Regions from separate parts of the Homo sapiens genome. Here all the other regions are linked to region 1. Evidence: read pairs that join two places in POLR2A ChIA-PET (ENCODE). Cell type or tissue: OCI-LY7. All regions are shown on one strand. Links, peaks and the distances in the headings refer to the core of each region. The heading gives the core; the rest is flanking DNA. Region 1 has its middle 13 kb from the start of APOF. Region 2 overlaps RBMS2 (RNA binding motif single stranded interacting protein 2). Region 3 overlaps CS (citrate synthase).

Region 1 (6,438 bases), core at 1,905-4,404:
CTAAAATCTAAATATAAGAGCTAAAACTATGAAGCTCTTAGAAGAAAACATAGAGGCCGGGCACGGTGGCTCATGCCTGTAATCCCAGCACTTTGGGAGGCCGAGGCGGGCAGATCATGAGGTCAGGAGATCGAGACCATCCTGGCTAACACAGTGAAACCCTGTATCTACTAAAAATACAAAAACAAAATTAGCCGGGTTTGGTGGTGGGTGCCTGTAATCCCAGCTACTCAGGAGGCTGAGGCAGGAGAATGGCATGAACCCGGGAGGCAGAGCTTGCAGTGAGCCAAGATTGCGCCACTGCACTCCAGCCTGGGCGACAGAGCAAGACTCCATATCAAAAAACAAACAAACAAACAAACTAAAAAACACAGGGCAAAATCTTCATGACATTGAATCTGGCAATGATTACTTGGATATAACACCAAAGACACAGGCAGCAAAAGAAAAAAATGGGCAAATTGGACCTCATGAAAATTTTAAAATTTTGTACACCAAAAGACAATATCAACAGAGTAAAAAGGCAATCCACAGAATGGGAGGAAATATTTGCAATTATATACCTAGTAAAGATTTATATCCAGAATAAATAGAGAACTCCTAAAACTCAACAAAAACAAAAATGGCCTGACTCAAAATGGGCAAAGGGCATGAACAGGCATTTCTCTAAGGAAGCTATACAGATGGCCAATAAGGACATGAAAAGATGTGCAACATCTCTAATCATTAGGGAAATGCAAATTAAAACTACAATGAGATACTATCTCACACCCACTAGGATAGCTATTATTTTTAAAAAGAGAAAACGACAAGTGTTGTCAAAGATGTGGAGAAAATGGAACCCTTGTGCTTTGTTGTTGGGAATGCAAAATGGTACAGGCCCTGTGGAAAACAGTATGGCAGGTCCTTAAATTTGTTTTGTTTTTTTTTTTGAGACAGAGTTTCACTTTTGTCACCCAGGCTGGAGTGCAATGTCGTGATCTTGGCTCACTGCAACCTCTGCCTCCTGGGTACAAGGATTCTCCTGCCTCAGCCTCCCAAGTAGCTGGGATTACAAGCATGCACCACCATGCCTGGCTAATTTTTTGTATTTTTAGTAGAGATGGGGTTTCACCATGTGGGTTAGCCTGGTCTCGAACTCCTGGCCTCAAGTGATCTGCCCGCCACCTCAGCCTCCCAATGTGCTGGGATTACAGGCAAAAGCCAGCGTGCCCGGCCCTTAAAAATTTTTAAATAGAATTGCCATACAATCTAGCAATTCCACTTCTGGATATATATCCCAGAGAATTGAAAGCAGGATTTCAAAAAGATATTTTCACATCTGTGTTCATAGCAGTACTATTCCCAATAGTCAAGAAATGGAAGCAACCCAAATGTCTCTCAATGAACGAATGGATTTTAAAAATCCACTTGGTGGTGGATGGCCACAGCGGTTCATGCCTGTAATCCCAGCATTTTGGTAGGTTGAGGCAGGTGGATCACTTGAGGTCGGGAGTTCAAGTCCAGCCTGGCCAACATGGTGAAACCCGTCTATACAAAAATAATATAAAAATTAGCCAGGCATGGTGGCAAGTGCCTGTAATCCCAGCTACTAGGGAGGCTGAAGCAGGAGAATCACTTGAACCCAGGAGGCAGAAGTTGCAGTGAGCCGAGATTGCACCTCTGCACTCCAGCCTGGGCGACAGAGTGAGACTCTGTTTCAAAAAAAAAAAAAAAAAAAAAAAAAAAGTGCATACATGCAATGGAGAATTATTCAGCTTTAAAAAGGAAGGAACAGGATGGGCAACTTAGTCAGGTCCGGTCTCTAAAAAAAATAAATAAACAAAATTAATGGGGTGTGGAGATTCATGCCTGTGGTCCTAGCTACTCAGGAGGCTGAAGTGGGAGAATTGCTTGAGGCCCAGAGGTCGATGTCCATCCTGGGTGTCAGAGTGAGGCCCCATCTCTTAAAAAAAAAAAAAGGAAGGAAGGAAATTCTGACACAAGCTACAACATGGATGAACTTTGAGGCTATTATGATAAGTGAAATCAGCCAATTACAAAAAGACAAATCCTGTATAATTCCACTTATGTGAGGTATTTACAGTACTCAAATTCATAGAAACAAAGTGGAAGGGTGGTTGCCACAGGCTTCAGGGAGGGGAAGATAGGCAGCTGTTGTTTAACCAATATGCAGTTTCCATTTTGCAAGAGAAAAAGTTCTGAATGTGGGTTGTACAACAATGTAAATATACTTACCACTACTGAACTGTACACTTAGAAATGGTTGTGGGCTGGGCACAGTGGCTCATGCCTGTAATCCCAGCACTGTGGGAGGTCGAGGTGGGCAGATCACCTGAGATCATGAGTTTGAGACCAGCTTGGCCAACATGGTGAAACCCCGCCTCTACTAAAAATACAAAAGTTAGCCAGGTGTGATGGCAGGCACCTGTAATCTCAGCTACTGCGGAGGCTGAGGCAGGGAGAATTGCTTGAGCCCGAGAGGTGGAGGTTGCAGTGAGCTGAGATTGTACCACTGCACTCCAGCCTGGGTGACAGCAAGACTCTGTCAAAAAAAAAAAAAAAGAAAGAAAGAAAAAAAGAAATGGTTATGATGATAAATTTTGTTATGTGTTTTTTTTTTCTTTTCTTTTGAGACAGGGTCTTTGTCACCCAGGCTGGAGTGCAGTGGGGTGATCATGGTTCACTGCAGTCTCGACATCCTAGACTCAGGTGATCCTCCCACCCTAGCCTCCCGAATAGCTGGGACTACAGGCATGCATCACCACCTGCTAATTTTTTGTATTTTCTGTAGAGACGGGTTTTTGCCATGTTGCCTAGGTTGCTCAAGCAATCTGCCCGTCTTGGCCTCCCAAGGTGCTGGGGTATTACAGACGTGAGCCACCGTGCTTGGCTTGCTATGTGTTTTTTACCGTACAAAAACTAAACTAAAAAAAAAAAAAAAGGAAGTGAGAAAATGATTTTTTTCTAGGAGATTTTTTAAGATGAAGAAAATAAGTTTTCCAGTTGAGTGAACTCACAGGGTAACAGAAAATAGATGAATAAAGACCCATGCTTAGTGTCTTAGTCGGCTAGGGCTGCCATAACGCAAAACTACAGCCTGGATGTCTTATGGAATATAAATTTACTTCTGACAGTTCTGAAGTCTGGAAGTACAGGATTAAGGTGTCAGCAGTTTCAGTTGCTCCTGAGGCCTCTCTAATCGGCTTGCAGATTGCCATTTTCTCACTGTGTCCTCACATGGCACATGGCCATTCCTCTATCCCCATACACTCTGGGTGTCTCTTCCTTTTTCCTTTTTTTTTTTTTTTTTGTGAGACAAGGTCTGATTCTGTTGCTCAGGCTGGAGTCTTGCTCTGTCGCCAGGCTGGAGTGCAGTGGCTCCTTCTGGCTCACTGCAACCTCCGCCTCCCGGGTTCAAGCAATTCTTCTGCCTCAGCGTCCTGAGTAGCTGGGACTACAGGCTCACTGCAACCTCCACCTCCCAGGCTCAAGCCATTCTCCCACCTCAGCCTCCCCTGTAGCTGGGACTACTGGTGCGCACCACCATGCCCAGCTAATTTTTGTATTTTTGGTATAGACGGGGTTTCACCATGTTGGTCAGGCTGGTCTCGTACTTCTGACCTCATGATCTGCCCGCATCAGCCTCCCAAAGTGCTGGGATTACAGGTGTGAGCCACCACGCCCGGCCTGTTTGCTTCTTTTTGATAGGGATACTAGATTAGCTGTGAATCCCAGCCTTCACTGCAGGTTTAACACAGAGAGCCTGTGGATCCCCCTGACAGCCTCAGTATGATCATCAGGAGGTCACAGCCAAGATCTATGGCTCCATATCTGCCTCATTCCTTGGGTTTGACAGAGTAGTTCTGAGCAGCAGAGTACAAAGCTGTGCCTGAGTTTGTAGCAGATTCCCACTCCTGGTGACAGCTAGACTGCATTACAGACATGCTGCTTCTGCTCATGCCCACAGTCTACAGTAGAAAAGGTACACTTGCTCTGAATTAGGCTGAACCCTGCCTAGCAGCTACAGAACAGACATCAAGATATCCCCTGGGAAGCATCTACCTGGGCTGCTGTCCTTATGGCACCTTGTATCTGGTTGAATAAACACCGCATGTTTTCACATCCTCCAGCCTAGAGATGAAGCTCTGGGGTCTGGGAGTTAGCCTGGTGGTCAGCGTGCTCCAGGGCAATCCTCAGTGCAAGGTCTATCTGGATCCTTGGTAGAAGGACCAAGTGGGTGAGGCCAGGAAAGGTCTTTGGGAGCAGGGTCTGGCATAGTTAAGACCCTACAGAGCGCATCTGAATCCCTAGAGATTAGAAAAATGGCACCAAGGGTGTTTATCTAGGTTTCACAGGATGCAGCAGGAGGCAGTAAAGGAGCAGTCATCCTGGGTCTTAGGTGATGCCTTGCTGAGTCAGACTATGCTGGAATGAATGACAATACTCAAACTGTTTCTCCTGGTCTGAAAGGAGCCCAGGGCTCAGAAGACATCTCATGCAATAACCTTCAGCTTCTGTTCCTTTTAAGTTGGCCCCAAGAAAAGAGAATGGGACTCAATTATTCTTCTTGGTCTCCCCATTCCAGATCACCAGACTTCCTCTGCTTCACTTCCTAATTATGAGGCCCAAATTACTACACAATCCCGTCAGTGAGAAGTGGGACTGCTCTGATAGGTGTAGACACTCTGCCCAGTTCCCTGTCCCATGAGGAGGGGAGGTGATTGTTTTCCCCGATACTCAGTTAAGGGACATAATCTCTACAAATATTTGTCCTTTTGTTAAAATCTTCAGCCTCAAAAGACATTGGCATTTCCGTGTCCCTGTCACATTTCACCTCCAGTTCACAAAAGAGGCCACAGAGACCCAGAGTCAAGAGAAATAAGAAAACTGTGATTCTGATATAAAAGCAGCTTTTTATTTCTCTTTTCAGTTTGCAAATTAACATAAGCAAGCTACAGCATTCGGGTGGGGAGTTAGAAAGTACAAAGAAGATGAATGGGGAAAGATAATACCCTTCATATCTAGTACATAATAAATCCACAGTATTTGACAACTGAAAGAAAGATAAATTGGGGAGAAGAAATAGGAGCTAGGAACTACTAAGAGAGGGGCAAAACTGATTCTAGTCACATGTCTTTTAGCTCTGGAATCAAGTGAACATACATCTGTCCTAAGCTGTTCCCATCATTCTTTTTTCCTCTTCTTTCTCCTCCTCTGTTCAACATTTCTAACTACCTGCTATGCTATGCTGAGTCTCTGTACACAGGTCTATCAGAGACATTTGAGAAAGTAAATGTAGTGGTAGGCTAAATCAGCCTGAACATATTTCTAAATAAGCCTGAAAATATTTCTTTATCAAGTCCAGTAAAATGAGTTTCAGAATTTTCGTGGCACGAATGAAAAAGTACATCTGGGCCGGGCGCAGTGGCTCACGCCTGTAATCCCAGCACTTTGGGAGGCCGAGGCGGGTGGATCATGAGGTCAGGAGATCGAGACCATCCTGGCTAACACGGTGAAACCCTGTCTCTACTAAAAATACAAAAAATTAGCCGGGCGTGGTGGCGGGCGCCTGTAGTCCCAGCTACTCAGGAGGCTGAGGCAGGAGAATGGCGTGCACCTGGGAGGCGGGGCTTGCAGTGAACGGAGATTGTGCCACTGCACTCCAGCCTGGGCGACAGAGCGAGACTCCGTCTCAAAAAAAAAAAAAAAAGAAAGAAAAAGTACATCTGATCTTCTATATATAGGCATTGCAAAGTTCTTTTTTTTTTTTTATTCTTTAGAGTTTGTTTATTGAAAATTTGAAGCAGAAAATGAAAAATAAATATTTTTAGGCCGGGCATGGTGGCTCACGCCTGTAATCCCAGCACTTTGGGAGGCCAAGGCAGGCAGATCACCTGAGGTCAGGAGTTTGAGACCAGCCTGGCAACATGGTGAAACCCCATCTCTACTAAAAATACAAAAATTAGCTGGGCATGGTGGCGGGTGCCTGTAATCCTAGCTACTTGGGAGGCTGAGGCAGGAGAATTGCTTGAACCTGGAAGCCAGAGGTTGCAGTGAGCTGAGATCATGCCACTGCACTCCAGCCTGGGTAACAAAGCGAGACTCCCTCTTAAAAAAAAAAAAAAAAGTTTTTACACAGTTTCATTAAGTTCCATACTTTAAGGACTAAAATATAATAAAAACTATTTCTGCTATATCTATATACCAACAAATCATACTTTCCTTCCAATTATTTTTATTTATTTTTTCTGAGACAGAGTCTCGCTCTGTCGCCCAGGCTGGAGTGCAGTGGTGCGATCTCGGCTCACCACAAGCTCTGCCTCCCGGGTTCATGCCATTCTCCTGCCTCAGCCTCCCAAGTAGCTGGGACTACAGGTGCCTGCCACCACGCCCGGCTAATTTTTTTGTATTTTTAGTAGAGACGGGGTTTCACCG
Region 2 (6,438 bases), core at 1,926-4,425, 170 kb after region 1:
GGCTGGAGTGCAATGGCATGATCTCGGCTCATTGCAACCTCCACCTCTTGGGTTCAAGTGACTCTCCTGCCTCAGCCTCCCGGGTAGCTGGGATTACAGACGTGCACCACCATGCCCAGCTAATTTTTGTATTTTTAGTAGAGATGGGGTTTTGCCATGTTGGCCAGGCTGGTGTCGAACTCCTGGCCTCATGTGATCCACCCACCTCAGTCTCCCAAAGTGCCTGGAATTACAGGCATGAGCCACCACACCCGGCCCATCTTTGGGATTTTGATAGGGATTACATTGAATCTGCAGATTACAGGCATGAGCCACTACACCTAGCCCATTTTTGGGATTTTGATATGGATTACACTGAATCTGCAGATTGCTTTGAGTAGTACTGATATCTTTTTTTTTTTTTTTTTTTTTTTTTTTCTGAGACGGAGTCTCAGGCTGTCTCACTCTGTCACCCAGGCTGGAGTGCAGTGATCTCAGCTTACTGCAACCTCCGCCTCCCGGGTACAAGCAATTCTCTGCTTCAGCCTCCTGAGTAGCTGGGATTACAGGCGCCTGCCACCAAGCCCGGCTAATTTTTGTATTTTTAGTAGAGATACGGTTTCACCATCTTGGCCAGGCTGGTCTTGAACTCCTGACCTCGTGATCCACCCGCCTTGGCCTCCCAAAGTGCTGGGATTACAGGCGTGAGCCACCGCACCTGGCCCTGATATCTTAACAATGTTAATGCTTCCAATCCATGAGCATGGAGTGTCTTTCCATATATTTGTGTCTTCTGCAATTTCTTTTAGTAATGTTTTTGGCTTTCACTGTACAAGTCTTTTGCCTCCTTGGTTAACCTTATTCTTAAGCATATTATTATTTTTGGTGCTATTAGAAATGGAACAGTTTTAATTTCCTTTTCAAATCATTCGTTGTTAGTTATATAAAATTCAGAAATTCTTTTTTTTTTTTTTTTTTGAGACAGAGTCTTGCTCTGGTGCCCAGGCTGGAGTGCGGTGGCGCAATCTCGGCTTACTGCAACCTCCGCCTCCCAGGTTCAAACAATTCTCCTGCCTCAGCCACGCAAGTAGCTGGGATTACACGTGCACACCACCACGCCCAGCTAACTTTTTGTATTTTTAGTAGAGATGAGGTTTCACCATGTTGGCCAGGCTGGTCTGGAACTCCTGAACTCAAGTGATTCACCCACCTCAGCCTCCCAAAGTACTAGGATTACAGGCGTGAGCCACTGCGCCCAGCCAGAATTCAGCAATTCTATAAGTCTATGTTTGTGTATTGATTCAGCAAATCAGATATTGCCTTTCTGTTATAGAGGGTAAAGATTTATTTCTCTTAAACCCCGTGCCCTTATGTTCCAGCTTCCCCTTTCTTCCCACCTTCTGTGTATAAGTTGTGTCATGATTTTTAGTTAAACCAGTATTCAGTATTTATATTATTATGATTTTATAAGTATTATTTCTAGCTAAGCTATATAATATGCTATGATAATAGTTCCTTTGTTCAATTTTTGTTTTCCCTGGAGTTAATAATTACCTTGTTTTCTTAGTTTTATTTTATATAATAGACAGTATTTTTACATACCAGTTACTGTTCTTTTATTTTTTTTGAGATGGAGTTTCGTTCGCTCTTGTTGCCCAGACTGGAGTGCAATGGCGTGATCTCGGCTCACTGCAACCTCTGCCTCCCAGGTTCAAGTGATTCTCCTCCCTCAGCCTCCTGAGCATACCAGTTACTGTTCTAAGCCCTTTATAAAATTTAACTCACATAAACCTTCTAAAAACTGAGAGGCCGGATGCTTCATTACATTCCAGCTTCACTGGCCTTCTATTCCTTCCAAAGTCCCACCTTATAGCTTTTAACCGTGTGCTCCCTCTTTCTGGAATGATCTCTTTCATTCTCCGAATGGCTAGTTTCTTCTCATCCTTGAAGTCTTTCATACTTAAATGTCATCTTTCTGACTAGTCTAATGAAAATAGGCCACAGCCTTCTTTTTGTCTTTTTTTTGGTAGCCCATTTATCACAGTGGGTAATTATTAAATTATTTTATGATTATTTGATTAATGTCTCTCTCCCCACTAAATACTCCTGAAAATTTTATTAGGGCCAGAGCCATGTCTGGTTTAGCTAAGCATTTTGTCCTTGGTACCTAACGTAGTACCTAGTACTCTAAAGTGGGCATTGAATATTTATTGAATGAATAGATGTCAGCTCCTTTTATGTTTCAGGCAGCATGATAAGAGTTTTACATGTATGTATGTATGTATTTATGTATTTATTTGTATTTACATATATGTATATATTTATTTATTTATTGCAAAAGGGGATCTCACTTTCTGTCCCAGGCTGGAGTGGAGTGGTGTGATCATAGCTCACTGCAGCCTCAAACACCTGAGCTCAGGTGATCCTCCTGCCTTAGCCTTCCATGTAGCCGGGACTACAGGTGTACACTAACACACCCAGCTGATTTTTAAAAAACTGTTTTTTATAGAGACAAGGTCTCACTATGTTGCCCAGACTGATCTCGAACTCCTGGCTTCAAGTGATCCTCCCACCTCAGTCTTCAGAGTAGCTGGGATTATAGGCAAGAATAACCACACCTGGCTACCTGCATTTATTTTAATCCCCACAACAGTCCTATTTCATAGGTGTTGTTAACTGTCCCCATTTTATAGGTGAGGTCAAGCAACTTATCCAAAGTCACACAGCTAATACAAGACAATGGTAGAATTAAACCTAAATATTGGCTGGGCTTGGTGGCTCATGCCTGTAATCCCAGCACTTTGGGAGGTCAAGGCAGGAGGATCACTTGAACCCAAGAGTTCAAGACCAGACTAGGTAACATGGCAAGACTAAGTCTCTACAAAAAACTCAAATATTAGCCAGGTGTGGTAGCATGCACCTGTAGTCGCAGCTACTCGGGAGGCTGAGGTGGGAAGATTACTTGAGCCCAGGAATTTGGGGCTACAGCGAACCATGATTGTGCCACTACACTCCAGCCTGGGCAGCAGAGTGAGACCTTGACTCAAAAAAAAAAAAAAACCCCAAAACCGCTAAGTCTCTGCGACTTTTGAGCCAGTGTTTTAACCATTTTCTGTTGGTTAATGGGATTTATAGTCAAGAAAAATACTTTTTAAAAAATTGAGTAAACATTGATTCCTTGCCTATTCAGTTGCTGAATGAACAGTGAAAAATTAAGTTAGTTATATAAAAAGTGAATCTGATTTTCCCTCATTTGTAAAATGAAGACATTAATTAGGAATGAAATTGATTTACTTTAACTCAAATTGAATTACTATTAAATTATTATTTTACAAATAATAGGATTTGCAAACTGGTAGGGCTGTACTCTAACCTTTACCCCACTATTTCAATTACCAAAAATAATATTTGCATAGCTCTTAAAGATTGTTGGGGTTTGAGGGTTTCAATTGGAAGCACTCCTCTTACTTCAATCCAGTTGAGAAATACGAAAAAGTTTGACAGAAATAAAGTAACACTTACTACTAATAAAACTAATATTCAAGAAGATAGCTTATATTTGTGGGCTAGTAGATGTTCTAATACTGAATCCAGAATTAGACAGATTTATCCACCTAAATACAAGCAGTACTTAAAAACCAAACAAAAACCTATGCACTTCTTCGTGTGGGCACTTACCCATGTAAAATTTGACCAGTTCAGAGTAGCAAAGCTGAGTGTATACTCTCTGCAGCTAGCTGGATCTCAAAATAGGAAAGAAGGAGCTGTGTTTTTCTTCTAGTCACTAAGAAGGGAGGGGTGATATGCTAAACGCTTGGCTGTCTACATTGAAAGAAACATCTGGAGTAGGGAATAAGTGTTTTTCCCTAAGATGATAACAATCCAGAGAGAAGCAAGAGTCAAAAAATAAAATAAACATAAAAAATTTTAAAAGATGATACAAGATTCTCTTGATTGGGTTCCATTTTCACTTATTAGATCAATGCTTAAATCTAGTAGATTTATTTTTTTTGAGACAGGGTCTCACTGTCATCCTGGTGGAGTGCAGTAGCATGATCACCACTCACTACAGCCTCAACCTCTGTGGACTCAGGTGATCCTCCCACCTCAGCATCCAGAGTAGCTGGGACTACTTACGGGCACATGCCACCATGCCCAGCTAATTTTTGCATTTTTCTTTCTTTTTTTTTGTAGAGACAGAGTTTCGCCATGTTGCCCAGGCTGATGTCAAACTCCTGGGCTCAAGGGATCTTCCCACCTTGGCCTCCCAAAATTCTGTGATTACAGGCATGAGCCACCGCACCTGGCTCTAGTAGACTTTTTGATGATTCAGGTAAAATGGTAAACTAAATCCCTTTACCTGTTTTTTGGTGTCATTTTAGACTACTGATTTGAGCATATTTAAAGTATGGGTTTTTTTTTTTTAAAAATGGGGCTTATAGTTAACGAAAACCATTGACTGTCCCTGTGTTTCCTTTTTTTTTTTTCTTGTTTTTCTTTTTTTTTTTTTTTATTCAGGGTTTCACTGTGTTGCCTAGGCTGGAGTGCAGTGGCCCGATCTTGGCTCACTGCAGCCTCAACCTCCTCGGCTCAAGTGATCCTCACAGGTCAGCCTCCTGAGTAGCTAGGACTATAGGTGCACACCACTATGTTAGGCTAATTTTAAAATTTTTTTGTAGAGGCAGGGTCTCCCTGTGTTGCCCAGGATGGTCTCAAACTCCTGGGCTCAAGCAGTCCTCCCATCTCTGTCTCCCGAAGTGTTGGGATTATAGCCGTGAGCCACCATACCTGGCCTCTTTATTTATTTTTTAACCATCCCATATTTCATTTCTTTTTATTATTTTTATTTATTTATTTATTTATTTATTGAGATGAAGTCTCACTCTGTCACCCAGGCTGGGGTGCAATGATACAATCTTAGCTCACTGCAACCTCCGCCTCCTGGGTTCAAGCAATTCTCCTGTCTCAGCCTCCAAATTTCTTTTTTGAAAAATTTTATATAGAGACAGTATCTCACTGTGTTTCCCAGGCTGGTCTCAAACTCCTGGCCTCAATGATTCTCCTGCCTTGGTTTCTCTAAGTGTTGGGATTACAGGCATGAGCCACCACACCCAGCCCCATACTTCATTTCAAACTGTCCATGAAGGCCGGGCGCAGTGGCTCACGCCTGTAATCCCAACACTTTGGGAGGCCGAGGCGGGTGGATCACCTGACGTCAGGAGTTCGAGACCAGCCTGGCCAACATGGTGAAACCTCATCGCTACTAAAAATACGAAAAAATTAGCTGGGCGTGGTGGCAGGCGCCTGTAATCCCAGCTACCTGGGAGGCTGAGGAAGGAGAATCACTTGAATCCAGGAGGCAGAGATTGCTGTGAGCTGGGATCATGCCATTACTCTTCAGCCTGGGCAACAGAGCAAGACTCTGTCTCAAAAAAAAAAAAGTACTGAGAGTCACCTTTTTTTTTTTTTTTTGAGATAGTCTTGCTCTGTGGCCCAGGGTAGAGTACAGGCTGGTCTGGAACTCCTGACCTCAAGGATCCACCCGCCTCGGCCTCCCAAAGTGCTGGGATTACAGACATGAGCCACCACACCTGGCCTAGAGTCACCTCTTTTTTTTGGAGGCGGGGGTGGAGTCTTGCCCTGTCCCCCAGGCTGGAGTGCGGTGGTGCAATCTTGATCTCAGCTCACTGCAACCTCCACCTCCCAGGTTCAAGTGATTCTCCTGCCTCAGACTCTCAAATAGCTGGGATTACAGGCGTGCGCCACCACGCCTGGCTAATTTTTGTATTTTTAGTGGAGATGGGGTTTCACTATGTTGGCTAGACTGGTCTCGAATTCCTGACCTTAAGTGATCCGCCCACCTCAGCCTCCCAAAGTGCTGGGATTATAGGTGTGAGCCACCATGCCCGGCCATAGAGTCACCTTTTAAAACCAGCTATAGGCCAGGGGTGGTGGCTCACGCCTCTAATCCCGGCAGTTTGGGAGGCCAAGGCAGGGGGATCACAAGGTCAAGAGTTCGAGACCAGCCTGACCAACATGGTGAAACCCCATCTCTACTAAAAATACAAAAATTAGCCAGGCGTGGTGTCGCATGCCTGTAATCCCAGCTACTCAGGAGGCTGAGGCAGGAGACTCGTTTGAACCCAGGAGGTGGAGCTTGCAATGAGCCGAGATCATACCACTGCACTCCAGCCTGGGCAACAGAGCGGGACTTTGTCTCAAAAAAAAACCCATCTATGCTGGGCAGTTATGTGGCGTGTATTCTCTGCCTCAGGCTCTGTTTTAGAGATGTCTTTCTTGTTTTACATTGTTGTTTTTAGGAAGAGGAGTTGCAGGAAATATTTGTTTCTTTCTCTTACATGATTTGAGCTTCAGTAAAATATATTTATCCTGTGACTGACTTTTCTACCTGGAAATGAAGTAGAGTGATGCCACCTAGGCTGAATTCTATGCCAGTTC
Region 3 (6,438 bases), core at 2,525-5,024, 95 kb before region 1:
GAGAATGGCGTGAATCTGGCAGGTGGAGCTTGCAGTGAGCCAAGATCGTGCCACTGTACTCCAGCCTGGGCGACAGAGTGAGACTCCGTCTCAAAAAATAAAAAAAAAAGACACTAGGTTTTAATAATGAATTCTATGTTCCATCTTTCAAAGAAAATTCACTGTATGTGCCAAGGATCAAACAGTGATATGCAATTGTTATTTAATAACAAAGACTTCCATTCTTTTTTTTTTTTTTTTTTGAGATGGATTCTCGCTCTGTCGCCGAGGCTGGAGTACAGTGGCGCGATCTCGGCTCACTGCAAGCTCCGCCTCCCGGGTTCACGCCATTCTCCTGCCTCAGCCTCCTGAGTAGCTGAGATTACAGGATGCACCACCATGCCTGGCTTAATTTTGTATTTTTAGTAGAGGGGGGTTTCACCATGTTGGTCAGGTTAGTCTTGAACTCCCGACCTCAGGTGATTTGCCCACCTTGGCCCCTCAAAGTTCTGGGATTACAGGAGTGAGCCACCGCACCCGGCCGAGGCTTCCATTCTTTAAGCACTTACTATGCAACAGGTACTGTGCTATCTATTTGCAGTATTACTTTTTCTTTTCTTACAATAATCCTGTAAGGTAACATATACCTCTTTTTATAAATGAGGAAATTGGGGCTTAGCTAAGTTAACTTGCACAAGGTCACCCATGTAGCCAAGAAGCGTTACCTAGCTTACATTATTAACTCATGCCACTTTTATTTTTTGAGACGGAGTCTCACCCTGTCGCCCAGGCTGGAGTGCAATGGTGCGATCTCAGCTCACTGCAACCTCCGCCTCCGGGGTTCAAGCGATTCTTGTGCCTTGGCCTTCTGAGTAGCTGGGATTACAGGCGTGCGCCACCATGCCTAATTTTTTGTATCTTTAGTAGAGATGGGGTTTCACCATATTGGCCAGGCCGGTCTCAAACTCCTGACCTCAGGTTATCCACCTTCCTCGGCCTCCCAAAGTGCTGAGATTACAGGCGTGAGCCACTGCACCCAGCCCATGTCACTTTTTAAAAAGTTGATAAACAGGCCAAGCACGGTGGCTCACACCTGTAATCCCAGAACTTTGGGAGGCTGAGGAGCGCGGATCAAGAGGTCAACAGATCAAGACCATCCTGGCCAACAAGGCAAAACCCCATCTCTACTAAAAATACAAAAATTAGATGGGCGTGGTGGCTTGCACCTGTGGTCCCAGCTACTCGGGAGGCCAAGGCAGGAAAATTGCTTGAACCTGGGAGGCGGAGGTTGCAGTGAGCCGAGGTCGTGCCACTGCACTGCAGCCTGAGCGACAGAGACTCTGTCTCGGAAAAAAAAAAAAAAAGTTGGTAAATAAAAAGCATATATTTTTGGTTTATTTTATTTTGAGACAAAGTCTCGCTCTGTCACCCAGGCTGGAGTGTAGTGGTGCTATCTTGGCTCACTGCAACCTCTGCCTCCTAGGTTCAAGCGATTCTCCCACCTCGGCCTCCTGAGTAGTTGGGATTACAGGTGTGCACCAGGACGCTCAGCTAATTTTTGTATTATTTTGTAGAGATGGGGTTTCGCCATGTTGGCCAGACTGGTCTTGAACTCCTGACCTCAAGTGATCTGCCTGCCTTGGCCTCCCAAAGTGCTGGGATTACAAGCATGAGTCCCCACGCCTGGCCTACTAGCAAAACTTGATCTGTCAGCTACTTCACAAATTTGACTAAATTCAACAGCTTAAGGCTACTTCACAATTAAACAGCTGGTTGCATCAGAGCAATCAATCTCCTTGTTCTGAGTGACCTTAAGTCAATTAGAGGCCTAGAAGCTAGTTAAACTCTTTCAACTCAAGAGATTACACTATTCATCTAGAGTTAATGGAAATTATTATAGAAGAAATGTTCTGTGCAGAAGATCATCCTCTTAAGGTATATGTAAAAACAACTCCTTAAAAGCTCAAGAAGGCTGGGCACCATGGCTCACTCCTATAATCCCCAGCACTTTGTGAGGCCGAGGCAGGCAGATCACAAGGTCAGGAGTTCAAGATCAGCCTGGCCAACACAGTGAAACCCCGTCTCTATTAAAAACACAAGGCCAGGCGCGGTGGCTCACGCCTGTAATCCCAGCACTTTTGGAGGCTGAGGCGGGTGGATCACGAGGTCAGGAGATCGAGACAATCCTGGCTAACACGGTGAAACCCCGACTCTACTAAAAATACAAAAAATTAGCCAGGCATGGTGGCGGGTGCCTGTAGTCCCAACTACTCGGGAGGCTGAGGCAGGAGAATTGCTTGAACCAGGGAGGCGGAGCTTGCAATCAGCTGAGATCGCACCACTGCACTCCAGCCTGGGCAACAGAGCGAGACTCCATCTCAAAAAAAAAACCAAAAAAAAACAAAACAAAAGCAAAAAAGCAAAAACCAAAAATTAGCCAGGCGTGGTGGTGCGCACCTGTAGTCCCAGCTACCGGGGAGGCTGAGGCAGGAGAATCGCTTGAACCCAGGAGGCAGAGGTTGTGGTGAGCTGAGATTGTGTCACTGCACTCCAGCCTGGGCAACAGAGCGAGACTCCATCTCAAAAAACAAAACAAAACAAACAAACAAAAAGGCCCAGGGTGGTGGCTCACGCCTATAATCCCAGCACTTTGGGGAAGAGGTGGGCGAATCACCTGAGGTCAGGAGTTCTGGACCAGCCGTTCTAGACCAGCCTAGCCAACATGGTGAAACTCTATTAAAAAGACAAGGCCAGGCGTGGTGGCTTAAGCCTGTAATCCCAGCACTTTGGGAGGCCGAGGTGGGCAGATCACGAGGTCAGAGGTTCGAGACCAGCCTGGCCAACATAGTGAAACCCTGTCTCTACTAAAAATACAAAAAGTTAGCTGGGTGTGGTGGTGTGCGCCTGTAATCCTAACTACTCGGGAGGCTGAGGCAGGAGAATTGTGTGAACCCAGGAGGTGGAGGTTGCAGTGAGCTGAGATCGTGCCATTGCACTCCAACCTGGGTGACAGTGCAAGACACCGTCTCCCAAAAAAAACAAAAAAAAAAAACAAAAAAATTAGCCAGGAGTGGTGGTGTGCGCCTGTAATGCCAGCTAGACATGGTGGCATGTGCCTGTAGTCCTTGTTACTTGGGAGGCTGAGGCAGGAGGATCACTTGAGTCCAGGAGTTCAAGGTTACAGTGAGCTATGATCATGCCACTGCATCCTGGCCTGGGTGATTAGAGAGAGACCTATTTCTAAAAAAATAAAAATAAAAATGGCTGGGCACGGTGGTTCACATGCCATTTCACTCCAGCCTGGGTGACACAGCGAGACTCCATCTCAAAAAAATAAATAAATAAATAAAATGAAAAACAAAATATTAAGATTATATGACCTTTTGTACCTGCTAATGTGTGCAGGTACAAATATACACATTCATACCACCTAAAGTGTTTATAAATAAGCCTTTATAAATAAATGCTTTATGTGGTGTGAATGTGTATATTTTGCATCATTCTGATACCAACTCCCCAATGCCAACCAAGTTAATATCAATTTTAAATGCTCTCTGTCTTCCTCAACTGCAAACACAATTCTCTACACACAGTTGGTGCCAAATTAATATTGACCAACTAAATCAATCTAGATTTGCCAAGGACCCAAGGTGGTTGCATCAGAGCAGTGGGTCATGCTCTTCTGTGTCTTGCACCACAGTGAACTCTTTAGGGCCTTCCTGGTGGCTGGCACCTCCTGGCCAAAAATCATTTAATGTACCTGCTTTGTAAAAAGAAAATTTTCTGTTCCTATACTACCTATCTCCAAATAAGGAACAAAAGAAAATGGTACATTCTCCTGTAAACCTAGCCAGATCATTTGTACTTTTACCCAGTGTTTCTGAGTTTGTGGGGTACTAGAAGAGGATGGAAGGAATTATGTACTATGCATTGGGATAAGAAACAATCTTTCCATACCCCAACCAGCGTTGTAAACTATTAAGGACACTTTTCATTTTCAGAGAATAAAGCTCATTTGTTTCTGGATCTGGAGCCTACTCCAAGGATACTAACCACTCTCCCACTCCTGATGGGTATCTTAGGTTGGCTAGCCGAGAACATGACTGACTGGCATTAGTCCTCCTAGACTCCAGAGTTGCAATTGCTGTTCTCCCAACTTGTAAGATTTCTCAAAGTTTTCTGTATTTGAAGAAGATAGTGAGGGAAAGTGACCCTCTGGTGCTAGCATGAGACTGCTCTGTGAAACCTTCCTCAGGGACCCTGCAGTTAAGTCACATCCTTTTCTTTTCTTGTTTTCTCCTTTTTTATGTACAGATAGGATCTCACTATGTTGCCCAGGCTGATCTCAAACTCCTGGCCTTAAGCAATCCTCCCACCTCAGCATCATGACTCACTGGGATTATAGGTGTGAGCCACCTACCTAGGTCTCTTTTCCGTTTCAACAGCCATGTGTACATACCTCTGTTACAGCAAGACTATGGAATTTTTTTTTAGATGGAGTCTCACTCTGTTGCCCAGGCTGGAGTGCAGTGGTGCGATCTCGGCTCACTGAAACCTCCACCTCCCAGGTTCAAGTGATTCTTCTGCCTCAGCCTCCTGAGTAGGTGGGATTACAGGCGCCCGGCATCACGCCTGGCTAATTTTTGTATTTTTAGTAGAGATGGGGTTTCACCATATTGGCCAGACTAGTCTTGAACTCCTGACCTCGTGATCTGCCCGCCTTGGCCTCCCCAAGTGCTGGGATTATAGGCATGAGCCACTGTGCCCGGCCGACTATGGAATTTTAATAATTTCTTTTTTCTGCACGTGTGTCAGCCTAACCAAACAAACAGTCCTGGTGATAGAAACCATGCTCTACTTAGCTTTGTAATTCCAACAACTGACAAAAAACAAGCCTCCAATGAAAATCTGTTAAGTTAGTTTCTGATTAACTCAGAGGTAATTTTTCTAAAGATTCTGTATTTTTTCCCTCCCTTCACACTCAAGTCCTTTGAATCCCCATCACACACCGATCACCCCACCCAAATTTCCTACCTCCCAGTACTTGGTTCGGCTGATACCCTGTGCATATGCTCGGGCAAAGTTACTTTCACTGTTGAGGGCTGTAACAGCTGCACTGAGCTGAGACATGGGGTGTAGATTGGTGGGAAAGTTGTCCAGCATGGTGACCACATGGGAAGGCAGAGCTGCCCTCTTTGCCCACTCTTTTGAGAGCCAAGATACCTGTGGAAAAAGAGACAGTGCTCAGAACACCAGCAAGGACAAGGAAGGAGAAAAATAAAAAAGGACAGCAACATCTGAGTAAAGAAAACCCAAGAGAGGTCAACCCAATCCATTTATACAGCAGAACTCTGCTGATTCCTTCCCTTCACTACGCATCTCTATAAATGCCGGATCAGCATTAAGTGTCTGAGATTAGAGAAAGGCAATGAAGAAGGGGAATGAGAAGAGCTAATAATATCCTTCTGCTTTACCTGTTCCTCTGTTGGGATATGTCCAGTTACCAGCAGCCAAAATAAGCCCTCAGGCAGGGGTTCTTCCCCACCCTTAGCCTTGGGTAGCAGTTTCTGGCATTCAGGGATACTAAAGCCTCGGAAACGGATGCCCTTGAGAGAGGAGAGAGAGAATTACAACTCAAGTTTATAGCCTAGAAGTCACACGACTGGTCTTACTCATCAGACCTTACAACAAGTTAGAGTAGAACTTTTTATGTTAATTATTATTTCTGTAGAGGTGGGGTCTTGCTATGTTGCTCAGACTGGTCCCGATCTTCTGGCCTCACGCAATGCTCCACCTTGGCCTCCAAAAGTGCTAGGATTACAGGGGCAAGCCATCATGCCTAGCCCAGAATACAATTTTTAATTTTCTTTTTTTTTGAGACGGAGTCTCACACTGTCGCCCAGGCTGGAGTGCAGTGGTGCGATCTCGGCTCACTGCAAACTCCGCCTCCTGGGTTCACGCCATTCTCCTGCCTCAGCCTCCCGAGTAGCTGGGACTACAGGTGCCTGCCACCATGCCCGGCTAATTTTGTGTGTTTTTAGTACAGACAGGGTTTCGCCGTGTTAGCCAGGACGGTCTCAACCTCCTGACCGCATGATCTGCCCGCCTCAGCCTCCCAAAGTGCTGGGATTACAGGTGTGAGCCACTGCGCCCAGTCCAGAACAGAACTTTAAATTAAGCTTAAATCTTCACATAACTTACCTCTGGTTTTGTACTTTTATTTTTACTAGTTGATATATTTAAAAGGTAAATTTGTTCTTCAATTATTCCATACATATGTCTTCTCTACCTTCCAATATATGAAGCTAGGTGCTCTGTTTTGTGCTTACCCTTACTGGTCTAATCCACGGTTTGCGTATTTGCACAAACTCAATGATTATTAGTAATTGACATGAAGATGTCTTACCTCATCAGGATCAAGAACTGATGTTTCATAGACCAATCCCTTCATGCCTCTCA

What was found. Peaks named below come from ENCODE experiments on the same cell type or tissue, not always from the same donor. Only the 100,000 strongest peaks of a DNase experiment are listed, where the experiment ranks them.
Region 2: POLR2A ChIA-PET joins it to region 1 with 18 read pairs; 7 of 35 experiments call an interaction of 5 or more read pairs at or near these places.
Region 3: POLR2A ChIA-PET joins it to region 1 with 10 read pairs; 19 of 35 experiments call an interaction of 5 or more read pairs at or near these places.

What each region holds. Positions count from the first base shown.
Region 1 is chr12:56,373,056-56,379,493 of GRCh38, forward strand. It overlaps the pseudogene APONP and the pseudogene LOC100128676. Among named protein-coding and RNA genes, the nearest start is that of APOF, 13 kb to the left of the region's middle. In OCI-LY7, for the core only: a CTCF peak has its summit at 4,363; DNase peaks (open chromatin) are centred at 2,446, 2,846, 3,976 and 4,386; H3K4me3 peaks cover 2,121 bases; H3K27ac peaks cover 2,500 bases.
Region 2 is chr12:56,538,077-56,544,514 of GRCh38, forward strand. The region is part of intron 1 of RBMS2 (RNA binding motif single stranded interacting protein 2); the gene reads left to right. Among named protein-coding and RNA genes, the nearest start is that of RBMS2, 19 kb to the left of the region's middle. In OCI-LY7, for the core only: no CTCF peak of the experiment used is centred there; no DNase peak of the experiment used is centred there.
Region 3 is chr12:56,277,407-56,283,844 of GRCh38, forward strand. It overlaps CS (citrate synthase), which reads right to left. Exons shown (of 11, transcript NM_004077.3): 4 at 6,386-6,438; 5 at 5,454-5,585; 6 at 5,014-5,202. Among named protein-coding and RNA genes, the nearest start is that of COQ10A, 14 kb to the left of the region's middle. RefSeq lists an enhancer at 5,986-6,155. In OCI-LY7, for the core only: no CTCF peak of the experiment used is centred there; no DNase peak of the experiment used is centred there.